Regions from separate parts of the Homo sapiens genome. Here region 1 is linked to region 2. Evidence: chromatin contacts called from ENCODE Hi-C data. All regions are on one chromosome and are shown on one strand. The core of a region is the stretch at or near the end of the contact, and the rest is flanking DNA. Distances in the headings are between cores, read along the strand shown.

Region 1 (3,011 bases), core at 260-2,759, 260 kb after region 2:
CTCCCAACTTCAGGTGATCCACCCACCTCGGCCTCCCAAAGTGCTAGGATTAAAGGTGTGAGCCACTGCGCCAGGCCCCAAGCCTACATTTTTAAGTGAGGTAGTCAAGCAGGCCTCACCGAGAAGGGGCCATTTAAGCAAAGCCTTGAAGGAAGCAAGGGAGTGAGCCATGTTGCTATCCAGGAAGAAAGTAACTCAGGCAGAGGGAAGAGGCAGTTCTACCCATAGGTGTTTGGGAGGAGTAAATGACGTGAAGTTCCCCTTGCAGTAAGTGGTCAGCAAATATTGAGTGGCCACCTCTGTCCCTCCCCTTACAGAGCTGTCAGGATCCAGGTGACATCTAAGAGCACCTTCTAGCTCCAGTGACAATGACCACTCTGGCTTCTGAGGGTCTCTGGAACACTGTGTTCATGGACGCCATCCACCCTCAGGAGTACCCTCCCTAGCTGAGCACAGCCTGAGCCCAGGGAACAGTCATTGCTGCTGGGGCTTCAACATGCATAGGGAGCACAGAGGCCTCAAAGAGGAAGCCAGAAACAGCAAGGCGGAGGCCCTCACCTTCCACTGGAGGCCTCTTGGGTCATTCCCCCAAGACAGCCCTGTCCCAGCGCTTAGGAGGCTGTGCCTGGAGGGGCTTGGGCAAGGGTACAGCCACATGGTGGAGTGGGAGGAGAGAAGGAAAGGGACCCATGCTTACTAAGGCAGATCTGGCTTTGAATATTATTATGCCACTTAGTAGCTCTTTTACCTTTATAAATCTCTGAACCCTTCTGAGACTCGATTTCCCTATCTGTAAAATGGGCATGAAATGTTCTATTCTGTGGGGTGGTTGTGAGGACTCAATGACATAAGATAGGTGAAAGTGGCAAGCAAATAGCTGGGTCCCCCTTCCTTCTGTACCAGGTACCTGAGAGGCAGCCACTATGTCTTATTCAGTCAGCTTGGGTCCTTATTTATTTTATTCATTTCTTTTTTTCCCTTCTTTTTTAAGGGGCTTTCTGGCAAAAACTGAAAAGCCTGCTAGACAAATTCTAAAAGAGCTGTAACATTTGTTTTATTCATTTCTGTCGGGATAAAACCACCCATGTTTCAGGGAGTATGAGGTTTCAGTGAGATAACAGATCAAAATTGTGCTTAGCATAGTTACTGGACCAAAATAGGCACTCCATAGGTGTTTGTTGGGTACCTAAAGGGATGGAGGGATGGATGGATGGATGGATGGATGGATGGTTAGAGGGATAGATAGATGGATAGAGGGATGGTGGGATGGAGGGATGGATAGGTGGATAGACAGATGGGTATGTGGGAGGATGGCTTGCTGGTAGGATATCAAAGGGAATAGGACTTTTTATACAGAAATACCAAGTCTGCACAAAAACCAGGTGCTTTACAAGAAGGTCTTATATCTCTTTGTGGCCTTAGGTCTTGAGCACATATATAACACAGATGAGTAAAAACAGGCATAAATGTATCCAGGTCTAGTCAACTGTGACCTCCACTTACCACTCTTGGGTCTATGACTCATCTCAACGAGGCCAGATCTTACATAAGCAAGCATTCTCCAACTGAGATCACTGGTGGTTCCCTGAGGCAAAAGCTGAGATCAGGGGCAAATGCAAGGTGAGGCTTTCCTGATACACAGGATGCCTTGGAAATTCTAATCAGTGATGTTTCATCAAAAGAATTACAACTCAGCTTTTCCCATAATTCCTGTCACCGTTGCAAGAATGGAGAGATGCAGGTGAACAGCCAGCCCTGCATCCGCTGCAGCTCCACACTGTGTAACTTCTGCAATCACTTAGTCTCTCTGAGCCCCACGATCTCCTTAGTAAGATGAAGGGGTTGAACCCTCCCAGCTCCAAGATGTTCTGATTCTCTGAAAACTCCCTACATCTTCCTTTAAAATATGGACCTAGAACTTTGGAAGAACATGTATTACATTTCTTTTCCATCTATCTCTATAGAGTCTTCTCAAAACCTTTTAAAATATTTGCATGTATCTGTCAACATGTCTGTTTATGCTAAACCCTGGGGAAGCTGTACACTTTGGAGACAGACAGATCTCAATTCCAGGCTATATGTGAGAAACTGGAGACAGATTATTTAGATCCGGTTCCTGCCCCCCAGGATAGGAAAGACAGGCATTGAAAGGAATTAATTTCAATGGTCACAGTAATTAAGGTATACAAATGTTGGACCCTCCCAGTCCCAAAATGCTGCCTGGAGGAATTCAGAAGGCTACCTATTGGAGTATTCTGGGATATGTCAAAAAGAAGAGGGGAGCTGCGGCAGCTCAGGCCGGTCGTCCTGGCCCTCGGGGAGGCGAGGCTACACGTTTGAGGCCAAGCCTGGTCAACACTGACAAAAAAAAAAAAAATTGGCCAGGCGGTGAAACCCCGTCTCTACTAAAAATACAAAAAAATTAGCCAGGCATGGTGATGGGCCTGTAATCTCAGCTACTCGGGAGGCTGAGGCAGGAGAATGGCATGAACCCAGGAGGTGGAGCTTGCAGTGAGCCAGGCTGGCGTCACTGCACTCCAGCCTGGGTGACAGATCGAGACTCCATCTCAAAACATAATAATAATAAAACAAAATAAAATAAAAAAGAAGAGAAGGGCTGGGTACAGTGACCCATTCCCGTAGTCCCTGCTACTGGGGAGGCTGAGGTAGGAGGATCACTTGAAGCCAGAAGTTCGATCCTGTAGTGTGCAATAGGCATGCCGGTAAACAGCCATTGCGTGCCAGCCTGGGCAATATAGCAAGACCCCACCTCCAGGAAAAAAAGTTTAGAAAAAAACAGAAAAGACAGAGGATACAGGAGGAGTAAAGGTGGCTGTACTGGGGTGGTGAGGAGATCAACAAGGCTGGAGCATGGGCTACAACCTAATATACTCCTCCCATCCCCCTGATCCCCATGAGCGCATGGTCTATGTGTTGGGGCAACATCCTGGGAGAAGCAAGGAGGTAATCACAAGTCACTGTCTCAGAACTGTCAGTTACTCTTGTTTTTT
Region 2 (3,092 bases), core at 485-2,984:
TTCTCTTGCAACTGTGTAAACTTGTAGTTTATAAACTTGCACACTTTGCACCCATTATTCTCATTCCACCTCACAATTAATCCTGAGGTTGGCATGATTATCAGTATCTTATGATTGAGAAAACAAGGACTTGGAGACCCTAAGACTTGCCCAGGGTCCCTGTTAATAAGTGGGAGGACTGAACTTGGCCATGGACAGTCTAACTCCAAGTTCATGGTGCTTTCCTCTCTCCACTACTGCTGCCTTCACTCCCTAGTTCGAGCCTCATCATTTTTCTCCTAAACTACTTCAGCAGGCTCTTACAAAAGCTGTCAGAAAGGCCTCCTAACTCCTTTCTTAGTCATTGATGGACCTCAGCTCCATCTTCTGGAACCTTCTGTGGCTGCCCATCATCATGGGATGATGCAAACCCCTTAACATGGCATCCAGGGTCCTTTATAAGCTGACTTGTCGCACCTCCCCGACCCATCTTCCTCCACTCACTCTGCTGTCCACGCTCCAGCGAGAGAAATGCCCGCAGCTCCCTCATGGCGCCGGGACTCCTGCTCCAGAGCCCCACACCCAGGCCTTCTGCCAGCAGTGTTCTTCCTCCTTCAGGCTCACAGGCAAGGTGGGACTCGGATTTCTCACTCAGCAGCGGTGGTCCTGCCTCCTCTTCTGTGCTCCCACTGCACGCTCTACGTAGCTCAGGACAGGTTGTTTTTAGTGAGTCCTACCTGAGTCTCTGGCTGAAAAGAGTTCTGTCGGGGCAGGGACCTTACCTGCTCCAAGGCCAGAGAGGACCTGCTAAACGGGGCCAAACAGAATCACAGATGAGCGGGAGAGAGCCAGGCATGGGGTCAGAAAGACTAAGTTTACGTTCCGGTTCACTTACTCTGCCTGTGCTGGGTACTCCTCCGAGCGTCCTTTTTCTCACCAGTAGACCTGTGATATCCTCTGCAGCTGCTTTCTGTGACCTGCTTACTCTGTGGCAGGCCCCTGATATGCTTTGTCCCAACCAATTCTCACAGTGCTTCTGAGTTACACACCGGTGTCCTGCTTCACAGTTGAGAAGGTGAGAGGCACAGAGAGGTCAAATAGTTTACCTGAGATCACACAGCCAACAAGTGGCAGGGCCAGAGCTTGCAATTGGGTCTGACCACACAGCCTGAGCTTCTAACTACCGTGGTCTGCTGAGAACGGGAGGGGATGAGACAGATCAAAAGTCCTTTACTATCCCCAGCTCTTGTTTTGGGATCTTGGGTGACTCGTATTTAATCACGTGTGGTAGGCAGCAGGTGGCAGTGGAAATTACAAGATGACTCCTGAGTGGTCTCAGCCCCAGCAGGGGCTTTTATCTGTGGCGTGAGCGTGGGAAGTCATTTTCTGACAATGGCTGGACTGAAACATCCGAAACACAGGCCTTGTGCCAGTGCTGAAAAGGGTACTTTCCAGAACCGACAGACCTTAGCCCGTGTCTTGGCTCCCAGTGGAGGGACTCTGGGCCCGGTCACTGCTGTCGCCCTGGAACCACAACTTTTCCCCTCTGTGCGTTGGAATCTTGGTGCTGATCAGGGAGCTGTGCCGCACACTCTGTAAAGCGTGGTGGGGCGCCAAGACCTCTGCCTCTACAGGTCACAGGCGTGGCTCTGGGTCCAAACCTTGGCCCTGCTGTGGATCCCCGTGTGACCTTTGACAAGGCACACTTTCTCTCCTACATAAACTGGGAATTGAAACCACTCAGAGGGTAACTTGAGGATTAAAGAGCAGACGTCATGTAGCATCTGGCACATGGGGGAACGCAATGGAAGTCCTCTTTCTTCTGGGCCACCTCAGCTCAGGCGTCGTCACAAGGCTTTGTGGCTCCTTTCTTACGGTATCCCCACTTTGCTTTTTTCCCCTTCAGCAAGAGAATTAAAGGACATTGACCAAATTCCTAAGTGGAAAATCCCAGGAACACCCTGTCTCCAACCCCCAACCCTATCCTCATTTTCTACCCTGATCCCTTTCTCCCTTGCCAGAGAATATTTCACATGCATGTAGCAAAAACACCAGGGGTCTTGAGAGGTCATAGCCTGAAAAGGAAGTAGAGAGAGAAGCAGAGGAAGTGACACTTAACGTGAATGACCGTTTTTCATGGACTCTGCTTCCCCATTTCTTGAGACCCTGATGATTTCTGCTTTTTCTCCCAAAGTCTTCTCAAGTCTTAGGATTGCAGCAACACGCTCGGCTGCCCAAACCCAAGGCGAAGACCTTGCCAGAGTTCATCAAGGATGGCTCCAGTACGTACAGCAAGATTCCTGCCCACAGGAAGGGCCACAGGCCCGCTAAGCCCCAAAGGCAGGATCTAGGTGAGTCCCTGTGGGCGCTGCTCACCCTTGTCCTTGTGTCTCCCCTCCCTACCTTGCTGCTTCCTTTGCCTCTGGTGGCCCTGTCCAGGGACAGACCCTTCTATGGTCCCAGTTTGATGGACAGGCCTCTATGGGGTGGGCTCAGGTAGAAAGGTTCCTACTGTCTTTCCCATGGGCTCTAGGGCTTTGGCAAGGAAAATGAGTTCAGTCCCCAACATACTACCCTCCCTGCAGCATACAGGAAAATGAAAGGGTTGCAAAGTGTTGAGACAGAACAAATCGTGGTTTCTAGGCTAGCAAAGACCGTAGGGCATCCAGGCCACCTCTTTCCCTGCACAGATGAGGAAACTGCCCTACAGAAGGGAAGGAACTTGCCTAACGCTAAAGATCCTCATTGACTCGGACTCTTTTGCAGATGATGATGAACATGATTATGAAGAAATACTTGAGCAATTTCAGAAAACCATCTAAGTGCTGGAGGAACCACGCTTCCTAACTGCTGCTTCTCAGGGAATCCGACACCAGCCAACCATTTTAAGCCTCTAAAAGACCTCGGGCAAGTCTCACAGAAACTGAGCTGCAGACGGGGAGTAGCTTTGTGGAAACTGATTTGATGGACACTGCACCAGCTTCCTTCAGGTTCTAGATTCTTGCTACTTAGGGCGGGCTGGTTTGGACCTAACATCTCGCACGTGACTCCCTCAGCCTCAGAGCCTTGGGATGCAGAGCAGCTGGCAGGGTTCCTCTCAATCCTGCAACCCC

Evidence for each region. A loop is a pair of places that touch in the nucleus more often than their neighbours do. Pooled maps may share reads with other maps.
Region 1: a loop to region 2 is called in a pooled map, with 3 times the contacts of the local background. The contact joins two enhancer-like sites. A Hi-C loop is called at or near these places in 1 of 37 single-sample maps with no recorded cell type and 4 of 50 pooled maps.

The regions. Positions count from the first base shown.
Region 1 is chr1:28,143,167-28,146,177 of GRCh38, forward strand. It overlaps the pseudogene RNU7-29P. Among named protein-coding and RNA genes, the nearest start is that of PTAFR, 32 kb to the right of the region's middle. RefSeq lists a silencer at 1,426-1,475. Within about 2 kb of position 1,510, at least 3 of the 41 ENCODE cell types and tissues checked have a DNase peak (open chromatin) inside an H3K27ac peak, as active enhancers do.
Region 2 is chr1:27,883,122-27,886,213 of GRCh38, forward strand. It overlaps THEMIS2 (thymocyte selection associated family member 2), which reads left to right. Exons shown (of 6, transcript NM_001105556.3): 5 at 2,174-2,330; 6 at 2,746-3,092. The coding sequence ends at 2,801. Among named protein-coding and RNA genes, the nearest start is that of THEMIS2, 12 kb to the left of the region's middle. RefSeq lists enhancers at 474-523, 1,724-1,773. Within about 2 kb of position 1,735, at least 16 of the 41 ENCODE cell types and tissues checked have a DNase peak (open chromatin) inside an H3K27ac peak, as active enhancers do.